Linked DNA regions of Mus musculus: region 1 is linked to region 2. Evidence: chromatin loops called from intact Hi-C (ENCODE). Cell type or tissue: left cerebral cortex. All regions are shown on one strand. Links, peaks and the distances in the headings refer to the core of each region. The heading gives the core; the rest is flanking DNA. Region 1 overlaps Samd12 (sterile alpha motif domain containing 12). Region 2 overlaps Samd12 (sterile alpha motif domain containing 12).

Region 1 (12,674 bases), core at 2,958-10,957, 73 kb after region 2:
ACTGGCTTTCTATCCAGGCAAAACTGTAATCGGATTTTTTCTCAATCTCGCTTTTACCTTAACCTTTTGCCACTATCTCTATACTTCCCTGTTTTCCCCAGGCAGTGGGATCAGAGTGCCTCCTTGAAGTGTGTCCCGATGGCTGACAGAGCCACTACTAAGCCACAGCACGAGGCTGACCCTCCACACAAAATGGACCAAGATGAGAAGTCCCCTCTCCCCCTACACCTGAGAGTAATAAGCCTTCGTGTCCCATCTATGTTCTACATAGTTACTGCAGAAAAGAGAAACAAGAAACTGCCAAAAATCCCCAGCCAGAGAATTAAAAGAATTGCCTGCTCTTCCAGAAGTACGAGGTTTGATTCTCAGCACCCACGTGGAAGCTTACAATCATTCAAAACTAGTTCCAGAGGATTTGGTGCCCTATTCTGATGTCTTCCTGCACCGTGCATGCATATGATACACAGACATATTTATAGGCAAAACATCCATAGGCATATAGAAAATAAAATATAAAAAATTGTGTAGGTGATTATATCTTAATCTGGCATTCACCAAAGTATTTTCTCTTTTTTGTAAAAGATTCTATCTATCTATCTATCTGTCTGTCTGTCTGTCTGTCTGTCTGTCTGTCTATCTATCTATCTATCTATCTAGTATGCTTATAGTGTTCTGCCTGCTATCTGTCTGTCTGTCTGTCTATTTATTTATTTATTTATTTATTTAGTATGCTTATAGTGTTCTGCCTGCTATCTATCTGTCTGTCTATTCATTCATTCATTCATTCATTCATTCATTCATTCATTCATGTTTATAGTGTTCTGCCTGCATGCCAGAAGAGGGCACCAGATGTCATTGGAGATGGTTATGAGCCATCATGTGGTTGCTGGGAATTGAATTCAGAATCTCTGGAAAAGCAGCCAGAATTCTTAACCCCCAAGCCATCTCTCCAGCCCCATTTTAAAAGTATTAAATAGAAAATGAACAATCATTTTCTTAGTTCCAACACCAGCCACAGTACTTAGCTGTTTATAGCTGTGTGACAACTGGCAAACAATCTAATGTTTTATATTCTTTTCATTTTATACATGAAGGTAATAGTGATCCTTAATATGAAGATGAGTGAGTTTATATATGACATTTAGATCAATGCATATCATACCACTCAGATTTACTGTTTAGTAGCTGTGAATTCATTTTCCAATTACAATATTCTTTATCTAACCCCATCCATCCTTCCAAAATTAACAGTGGCTTTCCTTTTTAATTCTCTCTCCCTCTCTCTCTGTGTCTCTCTCTCTCTGTGTGTGTCTCTCTGTCTCTGTCTCTGTCTCTTTCTCTCTATCTCTCATCTTCAAATATTACCACTTCATTAAGTCATAGGGTCGTAGTAAACACTTTCAAGTATTTCCTACGAAAACCAAACCCTTCATTTCATCTTGTTTCAAGTCCAGGCACAGTCTCCTGTCTTCTTTGTCTATGTGTGTGATCCCTGTGACGTTGATCTTGTTCACTATAACTAATCCCTCTTTCTACATGCATACAATCTTCTTCCCATTGCCATCCAAATGCACTAAGAAGAGTTCTCCTTGCATGAGACTATTCCCCAGTCAGCCAAGTGCTGGCCATGCAAACATAAGGCCCTTGATTTGATCCCTCGAATACATTAATTTAAGAAAAACAGCCGGGCATCGTGGTAAGCGGTGTGGCTGGACACCCTGGAGAGGCAGAGTCAGCGTAACCCCCGAGGGTTTGCTGCCTAGTCCGTCTAGCTTAATGGGCAAGCTCTAGGCCAATTAGAGAACTCATCTCAAAATACAAGGTAGATGACTCCTGAATAAGATTTAAAGTTTGTCTTTGCACATACATGAACACATATGGGAACAGACATCTGCACTGAATAGAGTAGTTTCTTCCTTTGATGCCTATCAATATTCTGAACTATCATGATGCAGACTTGCTTCTCTATTTGATTTCAAATCTTTTTTGTGCATTGGCAAAGCCAGTGAGTGGGCAGGCCCTATAACACACTTACTGGTTGACTCTATACATCATGAGTGATTGACATTGGACATGGTAGAGGACTCCCATGGCTACTTCTTCTTGCCTCTTGAAAATTCTCCTTGACCCTCTGAAATGCTGCAGTCACATGGTTCTCACACCAGCATCTACTGCTTTGGCCCACATACTGCCTTAAATGTGTACCGAGAAAAATGTGAAAAAGGCAATGTGTGAACATATGGGTAAAAGCATTTGACAGGGAAGAGATATGAGCAGACAGAAGAAACTTAAGATCTGTTGTGATCCTAGGAAGAGGAATACATTTCTTAGCAGTAGGATGTAGTCCTGGAAAGAAGACACAGCCATTTTAGAGGGCCCTGAAGTCGAAGAACTTGGACTCCATTGTGTTGTCAGTGGAGAGCCCCTGACCAGTTAGGATTAATTATATATCTGCTCTTCCTTACAATTAAATAATCCCAAATCCAGGATCTTTTACCCCCTAGAAAACATTTCTAACACCTGTCCTTCCTGTCCTTTCCCCCACCCCATGACTATTATCTTATTATTACCTTATGTATTATTCTGTAGCTCTGATAAAATACCAAGACCAAGTCAATTTATTGAAAAAGACAGTTAGTTATTTGGGCTTACAGTTCTAGAGGAATAAGGGTCCATCAAAGTGGGGAAGTGGAAGACATAGCAGCCATAACAGGAAACTGAGAGCTCTCACCCTTTACCATAAGCATGAAGCAGGGGGAGCCAACTGGAAGTGGTGTGTTTATTTAACCTCAAAACAAGTTCATCATTCTAAATGCCAGTGCAAGCCAAGGTCTCCTGATATGATCAGTGAGAGACGAATCGTAAGCAGACATGGGCTGGAGGGGGTCTCAGCAAGACTGAGGTGGAGACAAATTTATGCCAAGCAATCAGACTTTTTATACACTTATCAGAAACAGGGTATAATGATAGCTTCCAGGATAAAATGACGTTTGCAAGCTATACAAGGTACACAAGATCAATGCCTAAGACTAACTGCCCTGTCAAATTTCTATATGATTCATTGACCTCAAAGGGACACAGAGGAAAGAAGGGGGACCTGAACACTTCACTGCCTGAGGGAGTACTGTGGTTTCCCAGAAACTGAAAGGCTCACATTGACCTGGGAGCCACAGACTCTAACTTGAAAAAAATCTATGATTCATGCCTCTCAAGGAAGCTATTGCAGACCAACTTCATGATTTTCCAAACCCAATGACATACTTCCTCCAGCAAGACTGCAACCCCTAAACCTCTCCAAAGAGCAACACCAACTGGAGACCAAATGTTCCAATGCTGAGACTATGAGGGGTGTTTCTCGTTTAAACCACCACATCTTCTATGTTTTCATTTTTGACTTTTGCCTGTCTACATTAGGACTAACCTTTCAATTGTAGTTACATAACAAAACATACAGTGACCTTTAGTCACTTGCTCTGATACAAAGAAAGTGTGCAGTTTGCTCTCACGGCCTCCTTTTTATATTTAAAACATGAATCTTGTTGTTTGTTTGTTTGTTTGTTTGAGACAAGGTCCCACTATGTAGTTCTGGTTGTCCTGGAATTCACTATGTAAACCAGCTGGCCTCAAATTCACAGAGATCCACATGCCTCTGTCTCCCAAGTTCTGGGATTAAAGGCATGGACCACTACACATGGCTAGAGCATGAATCCTTGATTGAACTGATTAATAACCAGGAGGGAAAGTCTCAATGACCCTAGAACTGTCTATACCACTGGGTGCCATTAATGAGGTACAACATATAGAAGGCACGTAAGTATCCATTATCAAAGAAAAATACCAATTATCAGTAATTACAGGCTGGATGAATTTGGATACCAGGATGGGCAAACCATGGCAATAAAAGCCAAGACGCAGTGTTCTATATGAACAGATACAAATGCATAGTGATCGATCTAGGCTCACAAAAATTAGAGACTTACTCCAACAACTTAGAAGAAATGTCTGTAAGAAAGAGCACAATTAATATCTTATTTTTATACTGTCCATCATAAATCACTAAGGTTTCTAAAAGACAACTAGTAAACAAAATTCAAATTACCAAATTGGAACATGCCAAAATAAAAACAACACAATGTTAGGAAAATGCAATGACCTTTAAATCTGGCAAATATTCCCACAAAGCCCACACTGGCTGAGAAGTTGTGTAGATTTATAAAAGTGTTTTATTATGAATCCAATTTCCCTCAGTGCTCAGATGGGGTGTGTATGGGGATCACATATAAGCGTCCAGGAAAGACTATTTGTGAAAGTGCAGCCCAGTTGCAGCAAGAGAACCAAGCAGTTTGGAGTCATCAATACCATGAGATGACCACGAAGAATAGCCGCAGTGGTGAAAGAGAGCCAGCAGGAGCCTGGAAGTTAGGCAGTGTGTGCTGCAGAGGGTGGAGCCAGGCAAGTGACCCAAGCCCTTGGGAAGAGCTCAGAAGATCTCGAATGTATCACAGACATTGGATATTGCGTTGTTTACACGGTTGGTGAAACTTTTAAAGTTGTATGTTTTATATTGTGAAGTTAGTATTAACATGCTGTCTTGGGGATAAATGAGGAAGGAAAGGTTCTGAGTGAAAAGCAATGTGTTTACATGTCAAGTTGACAAAGGTTCAGTTGTGATGGCTACTCATTCAACTTGACACAAGGTAGAATCATCAAAGAGGAAAGAACCTCACTAGAGAAAACGGCTCCATAAGACCAGGCTATAGGCAAGCCTGTAGGGCATTGTATGAATTAATGACTGATGGGGATAGGGTCAATCTTGAGATGGTAGCCTTGGTGCTAAGAGAAAGCAATGGGGATAAAGCCAGTAAGCAGCACTCTCCATGGCCTCTGCTTCAGCCCCTGACTCCATGTTCTTGTTCTGCTTAAGTTCCTGCCCTCAGTGCCTTTGGTGATAAACTGGAATGTGGAAATTTGAGTGAAATAAACCCTTTCTTCCCCAAATTGCCTTTTCACTAAGGTGTTTTATCACAATAGTAACCCTAACTAAAAAAAAAAAAAAAAAAGTGCAATGGCCCATGGCTGTGGCTAAATTCAGATGCAAATCTACTGCCAGACCCACTTCCTAGCTGAGAATACCGTGATTTTGCAGGCAAACCAAATACTGCTCTTACTGCATAAATGAACAGTTGATAAGAGACTCAATTCTCCTTGCAAAATACAAGCTTCTTCCTCAACATTTATCCACTGTAAAAAGAGCAAACCTTCCCTTAGGCCACAAGGTTAATGTCAACTATCCCACAGGCAGAACTAACTCATCTTAGCAGGAAAGACCAATCCTTTCAGAAACAGTGAGCTGTTTTCTTCCTTTTCTAACTAACCTTGATTTTTGCAAAATGTTGATATTTTACTTTATTGTTTACTAACTCTGTGTGTGTGTGTGTGTGTGTGTGTGTGTGTGTGTGCGCGCGCGCAGGTGTATAGGGTTTTATTCATGTGATAGCAATGTCTAAGGCTCGAAGAGAGCATCAGGTCCCATAAAGCTGGACTTACAGATAGCTGTTGGCTGTTCATTGTGGGTGCTGGGAACCAAACCCCAGTTATCCCCAAGAGCAGCAGGTGTTCTTAACCACTTTGTCTCTCCAATCCCTGCACTCAGATCTTAAAGCTTGTCAAATCATGTCTTTCTTGTCCACATACTTGCCAAAATTTCCCCCAAATCCAGCTCACCTTGGCATGTCCTCTTCTGACTGCTCTCCCAAACACAACGGTGGCAAAACTAGTGTCCAGATGTCCATGACTTCTCACAGAACCTACTCAAAAAACATTGAGCCTTTCTCCTTGAAATGCTAATGTTGGAGACATTTTTTAGGCAATATCCACACTGAAGTGTGGGGTGTGTACTTGTCATAGCCACACAGCTGTCCTCCAATCCTACCCAACCAGCAGAGCCATGATATCCTGAATCTCTTCTTTGTGTGAGGCCTCCTGAAGATGATTGGGACACAGAACGCAAATCCCTGTGAAAGAGCACTGTGTGAAGCAAAGCTTCCTCAGAGAACAGGTTGGCAGTTCTGTACAAGGCTAAACATTTTTTTAATGTGCTGGGGAGAGGAATGCTTGTATGTGTTCGTGTACCCGTGTGCCTATTTTGTGACCATGCTCATCTGATGTGTGTGCATGTGGAGGACTGAAGTTGACGTCAGGGGTTGGTCTTTTGTTGTCCTCCTTCCTTTTGTTCCAAACATGGTCTTTCACTGAACCTAGAGCTTGTCATTTCAGCTAGACTGGTTGGCCAGTGAACTCCAGACTTCCTGCTGTCTCAGCCCTCTTCACTGGTGAGCTTTCAGATACAGGCCACCACACATGGGTTTTGCATGAGTGGTAGAGATCTGAACTCATGTACGAACACTTCTGCAGGAAGCACATTTCCACCTGAGCCATCTTCCCAGCTCCTACAACACTTGCTACAAGAACACAGTTTATTTGACTTAAAACTCCTACTCTGGTTCACACAAGAGAAATGAGTAAGTCACACAAACTGGAAGCAGTTGTTTTCAGTGGTTCACTAATAACAATCACTGACTAGAAACACTCCACGTGTTCTGAATAAGTGTCAGTATTTCCACAGCACAGAATATTGCTCAGGTACTACTCTTCAATAGCAACAAGATGTATGTGGCATTATGTGACATTCTAGAAGAGGAAAATCACAGAGACGGAATCCAGATCAGTATTGTCAGGGACTATAGGAGTATAAGGCATGCATGAACTTTGCAAGGTGTTAGAATTGTTCTAGCTCTTCATTGCAATGTTGGTTACAGGAATATGTGTTTTCCAAAAGTGTGAGAACTATAAAATTTTACCATAGATGATTCACACCCAAATAATCCAAGTTTTAAAAACCTTTAAAATATTAATATGAAACCATAAAGTACAGAACAAGAAATGAGTAAGAAATATGCATCTATATCTATATTGAGAATGGAGTCTATAAATACATTTCGAATGGAGGCCAAGTTATTGAAAATAACACCGACACAATTGGAATGATACTTTATCTGGACAGAGAAGGTAAGAAGCTTATTTTATGTCCGCTTAAAACACACTTTTGCTATAATTATGAATATGATGTGAATTCATAGGACAAAAAGAACCTACTTTTATTTCTTATATAATTTCTCCATCAAGATTTATGCCAGCAGGACAATATCTTTCATTTCACACTTGACTCTTCACAGCCTAGTTGGAAAAGCTATCATTTTTCCTCCAGAATATTTTAAGATATTCTATATCACCAAGGGTGTTGCTTGAGGCTTAGAAAATTTTCATATTTCTCTTGGGCACATATGCCAACATTGTTGCTGATGTTCTTCTGCAAGGAGACCTAACTCTGCCTAATTTTAATTGGGACATTGGCCCCATTCCTCCAGTTGACCAATGTCATTTCCATAGAGTCCATTCACATCTCTTCTGTCTTGAAAAGGCTGAAATTACTCTTATTTTGCCTCTATGTCGTATATCTGAGTGTTGGAAGGGAGGCAAGAGGGAGATGGACAGACAGGAAGGTTTATGAAATTGATATTTCTAAAGTAACTTTGGGAGAGCAATATTCAGGTGAGAGATGACTCTCTACTGAATATGTTCCTGGAACAATAGCTTCTTGTGCGATGCTCTCCTTTAGCCAGGTACGCCTGCTCCCATATTGAGTTCAGAGCAGCTTCAGATTACCAGCATGGCTGTCATAAGATTAGGCCCACTAGCATTCCTTTGTTCAAGAAAGGAAAGGCTAACAGGGCTCAGGAGGGATTCAGAAGCCGCTCATTAGGCCCAACCCCTCTGACGTTTCTTCTGTGGTATGGCTGCCCTTAAGTTGTTCCTGCTCCTTTAGATAAATCCTTACCTAAGCTCCTGTAAGTAACCCCAAGTAAACTTGAGATTCACCAAATGCATTTAAGGTAGAATCATTTCTTTGGTGCCCTTCCTGGGGTGAATAAATATCTTTTCATATCTCCTTAGGAAAAGTTAAGCCAATACATGTATATCTTTTGTTGTCCTGTAAATACATATCATCTGATTATGAATATGTTAGGATATGTTTTCAACTGAAGATGTTTTATACTCAATGTATCAATTACAGTTTGTTGATACCATTCCACTTGGATACCTATCAGATACTATGTCACATGGTTTAGCTACATTCCTAAGTAGGTTGAGAGCATGATCTAAGCATAGAGCTTAACATTCAATGAACAGTCACTGAGCAACCACCAGCCTGTGTCTTAAACTTGCCCTTGATAGTATGGCAGCACTTGTAGTATGTCTATGAAGGCATGCCTCTTGGTATCCCCATCAGATTAATGGACAAAAGAACCTCAGATAATGTTCCATGCATTGCCCAGAAACACAATGAAACACACTCTGCACCTCTGGATAGCTGTTCAGTTTGTCTAGCTATACAACCTGCATATTTAAAGCCACCGTTACTACTCTATACCCCACAGTGAAGAAACCACAAGACATGAAGGTTGTGAAGGATCTAAGAGAGGGCCTGAGCACCCACGGTGTCCTAGGACAGTTGAAGACCACCTCCATCAAACAGTCCACAGAGATCTGACACATCACTTGAGACCTTGGTTGTGCTTAACAAAATGCCACAAATACCTTCCCCAGCAGTGAGGCAACCCAGAAGCAGCAGGGAGTAAAGAAATCCAACGTGCCAACCTACTCCTCCAGGCCTCAGAGATCTGGGAAGTTGGCTGTGGGAGGCAGTGAGGCGGGCCACCCCTGTCACTGGCAGCTGTGCCATCCTTCTCTGCATGCAGGGAGGGAACGGTACAAGCAGCTCTTGCACCCACACTTTAGCAAAACCGGACTAAATATAGCCACCTTTTTTTCTCTTATGAGCCAGTTCAGGGAGGGTGGTACTGTTCCATTCCACTTCAGAACCAGGCAGGAACCAGCATGATATACAGGAGCAGAACTTCTCTCACTTGCTCCTATGGCTTCCAAAGAGCCATATATATGCAAGGTCCAAATGGACTAGAGAGTGCTGAAGTTCTACATAGCAAACGACAGTGCCCTTAACAAAAGGAATATGCTAAAGTAGACTCAGATGCGCTTTCTAGAACTTTCTTGTCCATAGGAAACAATGGGACTACTAGCATTTGGGAGAAACCCCTTTTGGAAGCACACATTATACATACATGTTCCATGCCCTTTACCCACAACCACACCCATAAATCCTAATGAAAGGCTCACTCAATGCTGCTACTCCTCCATTAGCCTGTCCCTAAATGCCCCATTTGTTTTCAGACCTCCCACGTTATCGTTGCTTGTAGTTTTATTTAGCACTTACAGCACTCTGTCTATTGGGTTTCTCTCTTTCACCAAATTGTAGGTAGGGGAGGAGGAGATGGGAACAGAGTGGCTCAGGCCTCTTCCTTATTACGTCAGCCACCATATCTGCCTTAGTTCTTTCCACAAGGACAGCATCTCATATCCATTGCCAGAAATAGGAAACCTATCTAAAGACCCTCTTTCTCCTAATGAATAAAAGACATAGCATCTTCGGAGTTTAAGGCTTCATACTCCCAATGGCTTCTCGATGACATGTCACCACAGCAGCTGCCATGACTCAGCGCTTCACTCAGTTCTACCGGTAAAGGTTTCCAGAATTTCCCTATCTCTATTCTAGCCCTTGTGCATTCTGGCCTATGAGAACAGCAAAGCGATTGAGGAAGACAGGGTAAGATGAAAGAGATGAGTAAAGCCTGATCTATGTAAGGCAACCATGGGATTAGACCAAGCCCTGTTTGAAGCAGACTGCAAGAGCTATGGGGAGTGGCAAGGACCACTGCCACAGCTAGTTTCCTATCCCAGTTTTGAGGCCTCCTTTCTTATTCATGTAGTCACTCCCTAGGAACTTTCAGTGATGAGTAACCAGTCCACAGTTCTTATTTCCAAACAAAGTGATCAAGAGGAGCTGATGAGGCAGGTAAATCAGATCTGATGGGCTAGAAAATAAAATGAAATTAAGCAAAAAGGGAAGAGGAGGAAGAGGAGGAGGAGGAGGAGACCATTAATGGCATATGTAGTGGAAGAGTGCCATGGACTGGGCTCAGTCGTCCCCCCTCAATCTGTGGGAATCAGGGTTCTGGCAGGTGTGCATGGAGTCAGCGAGAATTGACAAACAGACACAGACAAGAGAGAGTGGGAACATTTGGATTGAGATACCCATGGTTTCACTGCTTCTACAGGTAGACAGTGTTGGGAATTCCTCAACATGGTGTTCAGTATAGGATTCAAATAACTCATAATCACACCCAGTGACTCATCCAACTCTCATTCACCCATTCATTCAGAGAGCACACATGGGCTAGACATAAGACAGAATGAAAAGGGAGTTATAAAAGTCTTGGTGGGATAGCACAATGGCAGAGAAGCCTCTTGTCCATTGCATAGAGCAGAGGGTTTCATCAAAATGCTTCTGGTCTCTCTCCTCATCTTCTTGCAGGGATAAAAACAGAGGATAGTAATCTTATGTGCATGCCTCTGGGAGCCACAGGGCACAGGCTTCCGCAGGAAGTTGTGGATGTCATTTCTTTCTGCTTTAAGGCTGTAAGTATGAGGGGTGGAGCCTCTACAAGGGTGAGTTCACCCAAAGAGCAGTATGAACATGCTCACTGACTAAATGACTCAGAGTCTGAAAGGTGACCCAAGATGATCGCTTGTGATAAAGGTGGTATTGTTATTTCATATTGTTATTCCTTTCTAGGGGCTTAGTTCTTAAACCAAGGTGGGTAGGGTCAGCATTTATTAGGTCTCCAAACCCAGTATCCCATGACTTCGACAAAGTACCTATTCTCTTCCCCTTTGCCAGCTGTTAGTTAGCCTTTCAAGAGGCTCATTCCAGAAAAACTACAGACTCTGAACACTGAATGGATTGTAAGATATCATTTGACAGACTAATATGATCAATTAAGAACAACAACTCGGATCACAAACGTCACTTAGAGCACACAGCTTTCCACTTGAAATACTTTGCTTGACAGGAGGGGGGGCTTCTAGTGCTGAAAATTGGAACTCATCTTCTTGCCATCTAAGAAGAGCTATTCTGTTTGCCCTGCTGTAGAAACACTAAGAGCAGGCTGCTCACTCCTCTTAAAACAAAACAAATAAAACAAACGAACTAACAAAAAAAAAAAATCCCCCATGGAGATAAATCCTTCTCTAGCTCTGTGAAACATGCGCTTATTCATGAAACAACTGCTGTCTCCTAAGTTCCAGGCACTGCTCATAGAATACAGAGACAACTATAACATTACTGCTAGTGGATCAGTATTTCTGGTCTACATTTCCCCCTCTCCCTATAATAGTACAACTAACTCTGAAGGTCAGAATCACATCGGTGAGTAGGGTTGCCTTCATGCTGTATGCATGGAGAGCAGATGACTAGAGAGTCTTCCTTTAAAAATATTCGGCATGACCATACAACCTCAGCACAATGCAGACTGTAAGAGGATATTCTATCCCATGGTTGAAAAGCACATGTGTATGGGAGCAGGTACAGAAATAAAAGCACTCATAATTCTACCCTGCAAATTGTCATCTTTCATTCATTCATTCATTCATTCATTCATTCACAGAGGGTACACACTGGGCTAAACACAAGACCTAAACATAACACATGAAAACCTAAGGTAGTTATGTAAAAGTTCAGGCACCCATAAATGAAAAACAAAGCAAACGCCACGGTTATGGCTAATAAACAAATAGGATTTTCTTAAATTCAATGTAATATGTATATATGTATGTATGTATGCATCACAGTAGTTATAAAACAGTAAACAAAGGACCCCACTTTCCACCTTAAATAGGAAGCCACACATTCAGCAAAATGAGTAAGTGCCCTACTTGCAATTAACGTTTTTACAAGTTCAAGTTTACTTAAAAGGAGGGTTACACATTATAAAAACCCTCTAATTTGTTGCTAATTAGAGAGTGTGGCTGGCATGAATAAGTAAAAAGTTAAAGTGTAAAACAGGTGCTAAACAGTAGACCTTTTTTATAGGGGAGGAATGGCAGAGAGAATAAGGAACATTCATAGGTAGCCTGTGTTCCAGGCACCTTTCTATAAAATCTGTTTTCTACTACACTGTTCCCAAAACAGTATCAAGTCCATTTTTTTCTTCCAGATATAGACACAAAGGCTCAGATATTATTATATGCTATATTTTCTTTTAAGTTGCTCTAATAAAATTCCTCTTTCCTCGACTCACTATTTCTCAGTGAAGATGCATAAGCTGGTCACTATTTGATCTTGACCTGTGATTCTGTACATGATGGTCACATGGATTAGGACATTTAGCCTCCTGATGATCTCAGGGCACAAAACTCTGAAGTAGTAACACTGGGTACCGTTTCCTAAATCTCAAATGAGCACTAACAGAGCAATGCCATTCTCAGCAGGAGAAGAAAACAGTAGTTTTGAGACTTCAAACATGAGGGCTGAGAGGGGCCTTAAAACTTCCCATCTGTGGCATTTGGACAACTAAGAAGGCCTCAGGCACCCTTATGGAGTCAGTTTTAAGAGTTCCATGAATGTTTATTGTGCAATCCACAGGCAGTTTTTGAGGGCATGCTATGAAGCACGTTCTATGCTACTGCTTGGCAAATCG
Region 2 (12,674 bases), core at 2,199-10,198:
AATGTCATTATCTCTGTTTTGTAAGTGACAAGGTCAAAACCCAGCAAAGTGAAGGGACTTGCTCCATATTGCTGAGGTGGGAAGTGGTTGAGCAAAGCTTATAAGCCTACTGACACTTTCCCACCACTATGTCCACCCTCTCAAGAGTAATGCATGATACATTCCACATTAAATCATTATTATACTCAGTACAAACAGCCCAGAAATGTCACTCAAATCAGCTGCATTCCTTTAACAGTGTGAGCTGCCTTGGCATTGCCAATCATATATAGAAACACCTGCCAAGATCTTCTCTGCATTTTCTCAGAGATGAAATCACAAGTCCAAGAATAGAACTCCATTATTATTCAGCATCAACTAGCTGGTATCACAAAAATAAGGATGTCTCAAATTGGCATGTTCTCACATGACAGTTCTAAGTCCTCTTGTCTGCCACAGAGCTTGAATGGCAATAACTATACAGGAAAAATAGGGTTGACTTCTATTCAAGATCAGAAGTTGAACATTCTGGTCCCAGCTTCAGCCACCTATATTCAGCAAATACTATACTATATACTGAGAGATCACTTTTGGTATTTACTCATCTCTTCTACGTAATGATAGCCACAGTGGAGACTTTGGGGTATTGTGTTATAATAATCTCTTTAAACTGGAAATGTTCTACCCATACTTCAAGCATAGACCCATAGGATCCTAGAAGCTGGGTGATAGACACCTGTAGGTGATTTCCTACGGCTGGACTAGTCAGTCAGTCAGACTAGGTGGATCAGATTATCTCTCTCCAAAATAAGGATGAGGCGGTCAAGTCACATAACAAAGCTAAAACTAGACCAGATAACTTAAGAGCTATGGGTATTCAGTTATTGTTTAATGGACTGGGAAACAGAAACCCACTTCAAGGAAGAAAATAAAAAATGGAGACAAGGATGAACAGAAGAAGAAGAAAAAGCTGGAGACCAAATATAATTAGGCTTTTGACATTATTTTGAGCATCATTCATTTATTCATTAAATTTTTATGGTATGCCAGACTCTAGATTCATAGAATAATGACTGTGACAGGCTACCAAATCCTTAAAATAAGTTCTACATTTTTTTAGGCTCGCAGTAGGACTTTTCTGCTTCTTATGAGCAGAGACATAATAGATAACACAGGTCAACAAATAAAAGCATCCAATGTTTATGGGATGTTATGCCTTTTTGGTTGACCCAGATGCTGGTTCTATTTCAGAAGTACTCAACCTATGCTACCCGAATCATTATTCATTTTACACATCTCTCCCATCACCTGAAGGTGACCCCAAATTCTTCCTGTGTTGTTATTCTGAACCACCATACTACAGGTCCCCAGTGTACTGTGACCAGTGATGAGGTCTGTCATTAGTAGTTTTTAATTATAATAAAACACTAAAGTTGGTGAGCACTTTATGGTTATTTTTCTTCTGCAGATCAAGGTCATCTGTAATGATGAAAGCCTCGTTTGCATTTCCATCCATTATCTTAATGCAGAGGAACCTGATCTAGCCAGCAAGCAGGAATTGCACAAAACTCAGTGTGTGTGTGTGTGTGTGTGTGTGTGTGTGTGTGTGTGTGCACAACTATGTGTGTTCTTTGAGAAAAATTTTTTTAAATCCCATTTTTTATAAGGAAGTTAGGAATTTAAGAATCTTGGACACTGTCTGTCAGAGAATTCCAATATACCCCAGGAACATTATAAACTATGGTTGCTGTTATAGGTGTTGCATAAAGGAATCTTTCTGCTCCTTAAATGTCCAGCAAAATAGTGGGCCCTATAAAATGTGTCTGTGAATGCTCCAGGCCTTTGCCCTTGAAAAGTTTTATATCAAGCTGAGATAGATGCAAAGATAAGCTAAAAACTAAATGATGAGGTCAAACAAAGGAGAGAACAGAGCTGGGAACATTAAGTTTTTTGGCTGCATTTCCTTTTATTTCCTTTGATAGAAAACAACCCTCTGCAGAGTCACAGAACCCTGGTGGGTCAATGACATGCCCCAGGTTGTGACCTGGGTATAACAAATGGGGTGTGCGGGGGAGGTGTATTTTTGAGACATTGAATTAATACAGGGAGATAACAAGGTTTCCTTTCATCTCTGCTGGCAGAAATGCATAAACCTACACCCACCTTTCATGAGAATGAAGCCAAGCCTGGAAAACCCCTTGTAGGAGTGCATCTAGAGACTGTATGTGTGCTACATCAATAGATCCAGGAAGTGCACTGTTATTCAGCCCACCTTGCTGATGAGCATAGACCTTTGAGTTTCAGCCTCTGGCCATGTACTCTATAAAAAGAGGAGAAGAGAGTTCAATATGTCTTTATGGACTTATACCTCATCTTCTCCGTTGAAGGTACAAATATTGTATAGGGCTTTGTGGTCAGTCTGAAGTGTCTGTCCATGAGATCTTGGCCAAGTCTTTGGGTCCTGGAATACTTATATTCAAGACTTTTAAAGGAAACAACACTGTGACTGTCTGGAGCTTTGTTGGAAATGCAATCTCTGTCAAAGCTACTCAAATCTACCATCGTAGTGGAAAGATCATTTGACAGGATGTAAATGAATATGTATAGCTAGGTGTCCAAGAAACTTTATTTACAAAACAGGCAGCAGAACAAAGCAGGATTTGGCATTTGAGAACTAGACTGCATTTGCGCCTGTCAGACAGTCAGTTTAAATTCCATATGGACAAACTCCATCTATTAAAAATACTAATTTGCCCATGATGAAGTGCACAATCATTTTATTAAATGGCAAGCGAAATACACGTACTAATTCATCAGGGTGATAAATTAGTTAACTCCAGGGAATTCTGGGTATTCTTTGTTCTTTGAGAGGACTGCAGAATATTTCACTGTAAACACACCAAAGAAAGCTGAACTCAACAGGAGGTCTTCCAGGGTATTCTCTGAAAAGGGCTGTCCATTGTACTTCTGTGCAAGGATGGAAGAACTCCTTGACCGGGTAGAAATAGGTATCTGGGCTGTGTGGAGAATAAGTAAGTGTTAGGTAACATGAGGATAGGAAATTCAAATAACAAGACAAGAGTGCCCAGAATATACTCTGCAATGGTTAAGGATGATTGGATGTTTTCATTCTCCAAGGGAAAACAAGCACATATCTTCCCATTCACTGTCATGCTTTGTTTTCTAAAAAGAAATTAAATCACATTATGAATGGTTTAGGGACATGTCTGAATACATACAGTGCCACAAACATAAGACACTTAAAATATTGTTCTAAACAAAGAATACAGTCTTAGAGAGTGATAGACTCTGGAATACTTGGTCCTAAATGGGATGTTTTCCTGAAAAACCTCACCTTAAAGCTCAGAGATCTATACGGAAAAGTAGGCAAAAAAGATTGCAAGAGCCAGAGGTGATGTTCCAAGGAAATAGTGCCTTCCAGATACATCAAGACTGATGCACAGATGAACCCACAGAGACTGTAGCAGCATGCACATGAACTGCACAGGTTCAAGCCAGATGGGCTCCAGCACTGAGCGGGGCAACTAAACATAGGCCTTTAACTAAACATAAACCTTTAATCAAGAAGCTATTTGCAGTTAATAGCAGCCAGCGAGAGAAATATATCCATTTTTCTCCAACAGAGTGTCACTGACTATGTCAGTAACACACCAGGGCCAACCCCATGCCAGGAGTAGTTTCCCAATACAAAATATACCCATGATCATTTGTGGGAGTAGGGAGATTTGTTTCATTTTGTTTTGATATTGCTTATCTTATTGATTGTTTTTTGTTTCATTGGTTTGGTTCATGTGTGTGCTTGTTTGTTTTGAGAAAGAGAGATGAAGGATAGAATGAAAGAATGAGAATGTGAGGTGGACTTGGCAGGGAGATTTGGAAGATTTGGGAAGAGTTAAGGGAGGAGAAAAATAATTTAAAAAGGAGAAAGCAATCTTAAATACAGACTTGAATGTCTGGTTTCTAAGAGACTATGACTCGAAGAGCACGTGGAGCGAGGATAAGTTTCTGCTTTCATCCTATAACATCGCTACAGGGAAAAATAAGAGACTTGTCATGTCTTCCAGAACTAGGAAACTAGAGAATAAGGACAGATAATTTGATGGCTGTTTGCTTCTATGATATTACTTATAACTAGATACAAGTGAAAGTTAATTTCCAAGCTCATACACATTTAGGTAATGATAGGCTGTCTGCAAACACCATTTAATAAATACATTTATTTCTGATAGGAGAATCAATTTGCCTTTGAAGGACAAAGTGCTCCTCTACATTGCATAAACAAACACCCTGGACTTCCCCAGGTTGCTTACATTTTCTTTCTGCCTTCCTTCTTCTTCTTCTTGTCTTTCATACAAGGTTATGTCTAACCTACAGATAAGGCTACAGGTATCTGTGCATTAAAAACAAAAACAAAAACTAAGAGCCTACTTTTCTTCCCCCCAGATCCCTTTATAGTTTTTTTTTCCTGAAACCCCTCAAGTGCATTTTACTACCCTCTCATCTTTTTCTCTCCTCCCTTCTAATGACAACTTTCTAGTTTTGTGACCTACACGATTGGAATAAACCACAATGATACAAATATATGACAATGCCGTGATGAGACACACTAATTTGAATGCTAATCTACAACATTAATTACAAATATTCTATTTAATGTCAAGAGACACAGACCCTTGAAAGGCTCATTCCATCCTCCAGCCCTGTAGACTTTCATCTCACATTCGATGTTCCCCAGAGTCTAGGCATTCAGCCCTGCGACCACCGTTCCTCGTGCATGATGCCAGTCCTACGCCATTGGCTACAACTTTCCTATGACTTATCTCCACCAATGTGCCACCATCATTTGGAGCTATCAAAAAGTAGATTATTTCCCTTTATAAGGCTTTCCTTCATTTCATGTGATGTAATCAAACAAAATACCACCTTTCTTGTTAAACTGGATTTTAAATCCTACTACAGTTCACCGAGGAAAGCTCAGAGACCCTGGTGTACAGTGATCAGCAATAAAGTGTGTTCCTTCATATCATGTTCTGTTCCTATTTCTGTCTTCATTCCTTCTGCCAGAAATGGGGAATTTCTAGGATAGTCTTCCTATTCACCTTTCATGCCATTATCTTCTCTTCCCCATGCCAAGCCACTGGAACTAAATGAACCTTCCACAACTATCACCTTTTTCTTATAATTCCCCTATTAAGAAACCCACTTAGGGCTCCTGCATATAGCACAGTGTTTAAGAACTTAGCTCTAGTTTCCTACATCTTTCACCATCCATTCCAACCTGCTTTCTTTACTGTCCCCAGACCAAAGCCCTCAATGGCCCAGGTCAGTTTATCAGTTTTCCAAATGTGAATATTCATCGCCACCTTTGCCAGGTACATATTCACTAAGTGCTATACATATTTAATAATCATTTATATGCTAGATGGGTAGGGGAGACAAACAGGTTATCTTTCATTTTTTGTAATATGCTATAAAACTAAGGTATAAAATTTTAATGACCTTATGGTTTTAGAGATATATCTGACAAGAGACTGGTTAAAAATTGCAGATGCATAACGTCAGAGAACTCAGAAACAAAAAGGACTCCTGTCCTTTGTTCACTCTTTATTAAGAAAAGGTGCTAAAGAGCAGATTGCCAGGCCAAGAGCTGTACTTTGAGAGTGTGGTGCAGCACACAAAGGGATCTGCTTCTGCAGTAAGAGCCACAGGCAAATGGCAAGGGGTTACTAGAGTTTGGATACTGTAGGCACATAATTGTTGAAATGATGAAGACTCAACGTCAAAGAGGGTAAGGAGGTTCCCTGGTATTTCACCCAAGGTTATGTCCTGAAGGCTCAAACTGAGAATAAGGTACTCGCTGCATATTACGGAGAAACAAAGGAAAAAGAACAGCGTGATACAGAGATGGTCCCAAGCACTCACACAGGCTACTTCCAGAATCATTTGCTTCCTCCTGTTTTCGAACAACTCAAAGAAATCTAGTCTTTCTCAACACATTCTCTGACTCTATAGAGTCTGCTTCTCTGCTAATTTTGAAAGCAATGTAGGGAAAAAAGAGGAAGTGTGACTCATGGAGAACATTCAATTTCACTGTGGTGTAAGATTTCATGTACAGTGGTAAGAAGAAAGGAAGAACCGAGATAGAAAAGGTGAGGCAGCAGCTAGAATAGAATCAAAGCCAAACTGATGGATGCAGGCACTGGTGCTCAGTGGTTTTATGCTAGCTGCAACAGAACCATGTAGGACAAGTGATATAAAGCAGATGGGCCAGCCTCAGCTATAAGAAGATAAATCATTATGCCTGGGAAGAGACACAAATCTATAGGATTATATTTGTGTGTATGGATAAATGTATATATTCACATAAATGAACAGAATGTTACATGTACATATGTTTTAAAATAAGTAGGCGAGGAGATCTGAATCCCACCCAGGTATAGTTAGAACTCCTGAATTATGGTAACTATTATTTTCTCTAAGCCTCACATTCTTTGTTTGAAATAGAGGAAAAGAAGGAAAATACCATACTTGAGTGTTTTCTGATGCTCCCAGGAAAGGAACAACAACAACAGCAACAATAATAATAATAACAATAACAATAATAACAGCAATAATAATAACATCAAATAAAAAAATGAGCAAAAACCAAAACAAACCTACTGCAAATTAATTAAATGGTGGCATATAAGTATCAGTAATGCCTTCCAATTTCATCAATATGGAACATTTATACCTTTAAACTACTAGACTACAAGTGTATACTGTAGTTCTATCTATAGTGCAATCTGTAGTTCTATCGCTGGCAACCGAGTTCACTTACTGCAAGTCACACAGCTAGTAAGATTGTGCATGACCTCAAAGCTTTCATTCACCAGAATGCTCATGAGTAGTTGGGCTCCAAGACAAAGACTCTCCACACAGCTCTTGGTGCATAAACGAGCTAAAAATCAACTGTCCCCCAAGTATCATGAGAGAGAAGGTTAGAGTGTCACCAGAGAACACAGCAAGCTGACTGATCTGGACAGACACTAAGGTGAAACCTGATCAATGATTAGCAACACCAAACTGTCAAGGGGAGGTTTCTGTAAGTTCCAGGCCTGGCCTGGAAAGGATCTCTGAAGACTGTTTTCTCTCAGAAATAACACCAAATCCAATATTCCTAGCATCGAGACTTACTCCATAGAATCCCTGCCAGTTCCCAGGGAGTCCAGATGAGGCTCACTGGGGTGAAAGCAAACCTGAATCCTGCCTTCTGTCAAGCGAATAGATGAGCCAACCTCCTTTCAGAAGGATGGGGGATAAGGAACAAAGAATTAGCCCTGTAAGATATTTCAGTTTGAATGTGTTATCTCTCTTAATTACCACAAAACATTCCTACAGAGGATTTATTTTTAAACAGAGAGTTAAAATTACAGTGTTGAACCCCCTGGTAGGGCCCTCTGCACCTCCTCAAGTCCCATCCGTTCATCCAGGCAGATTGCTTGCAGTGCTTGGGAAACGTGATTATTCAAGGTGATGATGTCAACCCTGAAGATCTGCAGTTTGGGGAGGGACAGAAAGAACACACTACACAGACTCAGTGGGAATTAGTCCAGCTAGCTCTTGGCACCTGGGAGCACAACAGAAGGCCACATCGGTTTGCTTTGCAGGAGGCTCCCAGCAAACACAAAACCAAACGCAGCTGCTTAATTACAGATACAAAACTGTTCCTCATCCATGATCATCGAAAACCATCTTTCTCCTTTACTCTTTTGTAGAACAAAGACATGACACAGGTGACAAAAGGCACATTGCAAAAGAATGTCTCTAGGCTGTGAACGACTTCTGCTTGAGACTCTCTCCAGAATAAAGAACTACAGGAGGTGTCACGGCAGACCTTCCAGAACGGAAGGATTGCTCAAGCTTCCCACCTGGAACCAGAGACAGCTGAGAAACAGCATCACCCCTGGATGCTCCCTTAAAAAACAAAAGAAAGAATCAGCTGAACCCTTGGCACCAGGTCCCCTGTTCTCCATGCCAGGCATCCCTGTCCCAATTTATAGACCAAAGTGTCAGTGAGGCTTCTCCCGGTGCCCCTAAGACAGAGTCGGTTTTAATGTATCTGTTATCTGAACAAGTATGGGTCCAAAGACAACGGTTATAGCAGATTTGATGCAGCTCCTATTTAATCACTTATACTTCCGGTGCCCTGCGGACTATAAACTACCAAGGACCAAACCCACCACATTCACACAAACATTCTCATGCCTAACCCAGTACTCTGCACATGGTTATACACAATATAGGCTGAGCACATATTAATAGCCAGTGGACTATTCCACTCTTTGCTTACAGACTGTGGTCTTTGTGCACTTCGTAGAGGGGAGCTTGTGAGCACACTGAGGATGGCTGACATTAACATAGGATATTGCCCACATTTGGGTCACTTCTAGTATCTTTCTCTATCAATCTAAAAATCCCCCCTTTCTTACTGGTTTTCTTTAAAATTATCACCTATGTTATTTTTCTCCTTGTCCTAGGCAAGAATAACCAGGATGCCATTGTTTGGTGGGTTAACTATATTTCTTCAAATGTATGCCCAAATATTCTTTCCTTACATCAAACATTGTTCAACTGTGTGCCACCTCCCGTGTTCAGCATACAGTTCTGAAGTAGTATAAGCAACTCACTTGAAAAAAAAATCCATAATTATAAAATATTGAAGCTGCAAAATCCACTAGAGCAGGCTTTCTGTGACATATAGGATTTCACAGCCCATGAGGGGCCTTTATTCTTCTCTACTGATGAAATTAATGAGAGTAGAACATTAGAAAAACATGCAGAGCCTCGAGCTCCCATTTTTATACATTTTCTCTGACAACTGGGGAAAACATCAGAAAGATATAGGAACTTCCAAACATCAAAAAACATTATCAGAAGTATTTTCAGAATACTTTAAGATATACACCCTTATTAAAATGTCTGGAGGAAAATCAAAGTCTCGGCTGGGTTAACAGACACATCATCCTTTCTCCTTCTCAGCTTCCAAATAACGTGCACTGTGGTTGCAGTAGTTTTATGATGAAAAACAAAGCCCAATGTATCCATACACAGATGATGAGCTAGTTCAGTGGTTCTCAACCTGTGGGTCTCGACCCCTTTGGAATTACCCTTTCACAGACATCGCATGTTATATATCCTGCATATCAGATGTTTATATGAAGATCCACAACAGTAGTAAAATTACAGTTATGAATTAGCAACAAAATAATGTTAAGAGTTTGGGGTCACTACAATGCAGACCTGTATTAAAGGGTCAGAGCCTGAGGAAGCTTGAGAACCACTCATCTAAATGCAACACCTTGCCTAGAGTATGATAGCCAATTATCGGTTCACAAACTAGTCAAATTATTCCTATAAAAAAGGAATAGCCAAGATTCAATTCACAGACCATATGAAGCCCAAGACGAAGGAAGAGCAAAGTGCAGAAGCTTCCGTGCTTCTCAGAAGGGGGAACAAACTACTCACAGGAGGAAATACGGAGACAAGGTGTGGAGCAGAGAGACTGAAGGAAAGGCCACACAGAGACTGCCCCACCTGAGGATCCACCCCATATACAGTCACTAAACCTGGACACTATTGTGGATGCTGGGAAGTACTTGCTGACCGGAGCTTGATACGGCTGTCTCCTGAAAGGCTCTGCCACAGCCTGACAAATACAGAGGCAGATGCTTGCAGCCAACCATTGGACTGAGCGCGGTGTCCCAGATGGAGGAGTTGGAGAAGGGACTGAAGGAGCTGAGGGGGTTTGCAGCCCCATGAGGGGGAGCAACAGTGCCAACCGGCAAGACTCCATGGAGCTCCTGGGACTGAACCACCAACCAAAGAGAACAAACGGAGCAACCCATGGCTCTGGCCTCATATGTAGCAGAGGGTGGGCTTATTGGACATCAGTGAGAAGAACTGCCCTTGGGCCTGAGGGGGTTTGCTGCCCCTAGTATAGGAGAATGTCAGGGCGGGAAGTCGGAAGTGGGTGGGTGGGTGGGGCAGCACCCTCATAGAAGCAGGGGGAGGCAAATGGGATAGGGAGTTTCTGAAGGGGAGACCTGGAAAGGGGAAAATATTTGAAATGTAAATAAAGAAAATATCCAATTTAAAACAATACCTAAAAAAAAGATGTTTTTTGTTTTATGTTTATTTATTGGTTGTTTTGTTTTTAATATTCACACTTATTAAAACAGGGTTTGTTTTTGCTTTTGTTCTCCATAAAGTGAGTAGATACTTCCTAAATAGCTGAAAGGTAGATGTAAAGACAAGTTTCCTAAAGGAAGAATTTTGTCTCGTGACTACTAACCGAATATCCTCTCTTGTTTGAGCCAGTGAGTCTATTCTACCGCACTAATACTTGCCAGTCTCTGAGACCACGTATTGTGTATTGCTGTATATAGACAGAAAGATCTATACTGTGGTATCCTATCATGCTATGTCTCGGAAAAGTCCTAACAGACCTTACTCTTTTATGACTGTCCATTTTAGGGAGAGAAATTTATACCTCAAGATAACTTAGGAGAGATTTGGAGAGAAGTTGAGGAAAAAAAAACGATAGTTCAACAACCACCAAGAAGCACATTCATGTGTTATTTGTTAACACAGTGTGAGAAGAAAGCAAATCAAGACAGAGGGTCCTTCACCAAACCAATCAATTATAAATGAGTTTCCATGTAAGCTTCTTCAGGGTCCTGATGTTGTTTATCTTGACGCTTGATTTGCATGCTTTGTTTTGTTTAAACCACTAATAAAACAACGAAAACACTCCTACCCAAGTATCACAGTTTGTTCCTGATATTTTTCTTCCTTCTTGAGTGGGTGCCAGAGAAAACAAACTAAACTCATTTCCCTAAGACAGCAAGCAATATTCCTCCCCCAACTCCTCCAGCCCTGCACAGTGAAGCCAGTTGGATGTTTTTCTAGTGCACTTTGTATTATTGATATTCAACAAGAGGCTCATCTTCTGTGCTGTCAGAGACACCACACACAAAGCCTTTTGTTAATGAATGGAACCAGTGGCTGGATTCTGAAGCCAAAGGTGACAACCACACCAGCATTCAAAAGTATTACTATCATAACTTGAGATTATTTAAGAGATCTATTCTACACTTCAAACCAACGCATCATAAATCTTCCGGTTCCTATTTCATGACTGCTGGCACTGGCGAGATGTAAGGTAGTTTCTGGCATTGCTGTGCCTTTATCATTATACTCCTGCCCAGGGGAACAAAGCAGTGTGCTTATTACACACCCAGACCCCTTGTAGAAACCCTTGTCTCACTGCAGTGTGAAATCAGTGAATGGTTACACTGGATCCTTAAGAATTGTGTCAAGTAACTACTTAGTAATGTGACTTTTATCATGACACTTTAGGACACAATGACCAATATGGGTGATTTCTAGTATGTTTATCTCTAGAGATGTACTTTTTGGGCCACATGAAAAACACATAGATCACAAACTCATGGCCAGAGGGTAAGCACTTGAATTTAGGGTATTCTAATTTGGTTTTCCACATCTAGAATCCAGATCCAATAATTTACTTTTTTCTTACCTGAACTACTGGGTAGACATTTTGGAATCCATTCTTTTTCAAAGAACAGGGCTGTCAAAGGGTCTTGGTTTTACAGGTCCACTTCTAAGGACCAGTGGACCATGAAATCCATGTGCCCAACCACAGTCCAGGACATGCTCAGGTCCCCTTGCACACTCACTCCCCTTCCTCGTTTCAGTGTTGCTTGTGTTTCTAGCACCTGACGATTTGCTCACTTCCTCGAAAGGTGTGACATGCATTTGTTAAGATCAGGCTTCATGTTTTATCCAGTGTTTCACGTGATTGGAGAAAGATGGACTTCAGCTTATCTAACATGCAATGCTGCCAGAATCAGGCATGATAGCATATGTAACATGTGGTGGAAACAGCACTTGACTTATGATATCTGTTCTACACATGCCTGCTCTCATTACATCCTCTCCGCTTTATGTGTATGTTAGCCAACTCATATAGGAAGCTCAGCATGTGCCATAACTACTGAGAAAGCACACAAAGCAAGCATGTTCAAACTAGGTACACAAATAGCAAATCTAGTGTATCTGTTTAACACAATTTGAAACCAACTAGGTGACCTTTGTTGATTTGAAGTAAATACACTTTGATCTGAAAACACTAAGCTTAAAATCTGAGACTAAAATGGCATCATAAACTGATCTCACATAGCTAAGATTCAGAAATCGAATGCCAGAGCTAGAACAAAGGTCAGGGGTTATAGGTGCTTACTCTTCACCCAAAGGACTTGCGTTGAGCACTTACAGCAGGTGGCTCACAACTGCCTGCACCTCCAGTTCAAGGGATCTGTTGCCTCTGATTTCCACAGACCCCCAACTCACGTACACACACACACACACACACACACACACACACACACACACACACCTTTTTAAATTTAAAATTAAAAAGAAAAATACTTTTTTGAAAATTCTTAAATATACAGGGAAACAGAGACAGATATGCTATGTAGTTACATATATAATATAACCCTTAGAACATTGGATTGTTTCAGGATCAGAAATGCTCCCAATGGATCCATTTATTCAAACACTTTGACAATGTTTGTGAAACTTTCAAGAATAAGGTATTTCCTCCATAG

Evidence for each region. Peaks named below come from ENCODE experiments on the same cell type or tissue, not always from the same donor. Only the 100,000 strongest peaks of a DNase experiment are listed, where the experiment ranks them.
Region 1: it touches region 2 in a loop (2.5-fold over the local background); 2 of 42 quality-filtered maps call a loop at or near these places.

What each region holds. Positions count from the first base shown.
Region 1 is chr15:53,888,262-53,900,935 of GRCm38, forward strand. All of the region lies in intron 1 of Samd12 (sterile alpha motif domain containing 12), which reads right to left. Among named protein-coding and RNA genes, the nearest start is that of Samd12, 7.8 kb to the right of the region's middle. In left cerebral cortex, for the core only: no CTCF peak of the experiment used is centred there; DNase peaks (open chromatin) are centred at 5,960, 6,513, 6,686, 7,254 and 5 more places; H3K27ac peaks cover 4,841 bases.
Region 2 is chr15:53,816,055-53,828,728 of GRCm38, forward strand. All of the region lies in intron 2 of Samd12 (sterile alpha motif domain containing 12), which reads right to left. Among named protein-coding and RNA genes, the nearest start is that of Samd12, 80 kb to the right of the region's middle. In left cerebral cortex, for the core only: no CTCF peak of the experiment used is centred there; DNase peaks (open chromatin) are centred at 6,091, 7,259, 7,554 and 9,782; H3K27ac peaks cover 1,078 bases.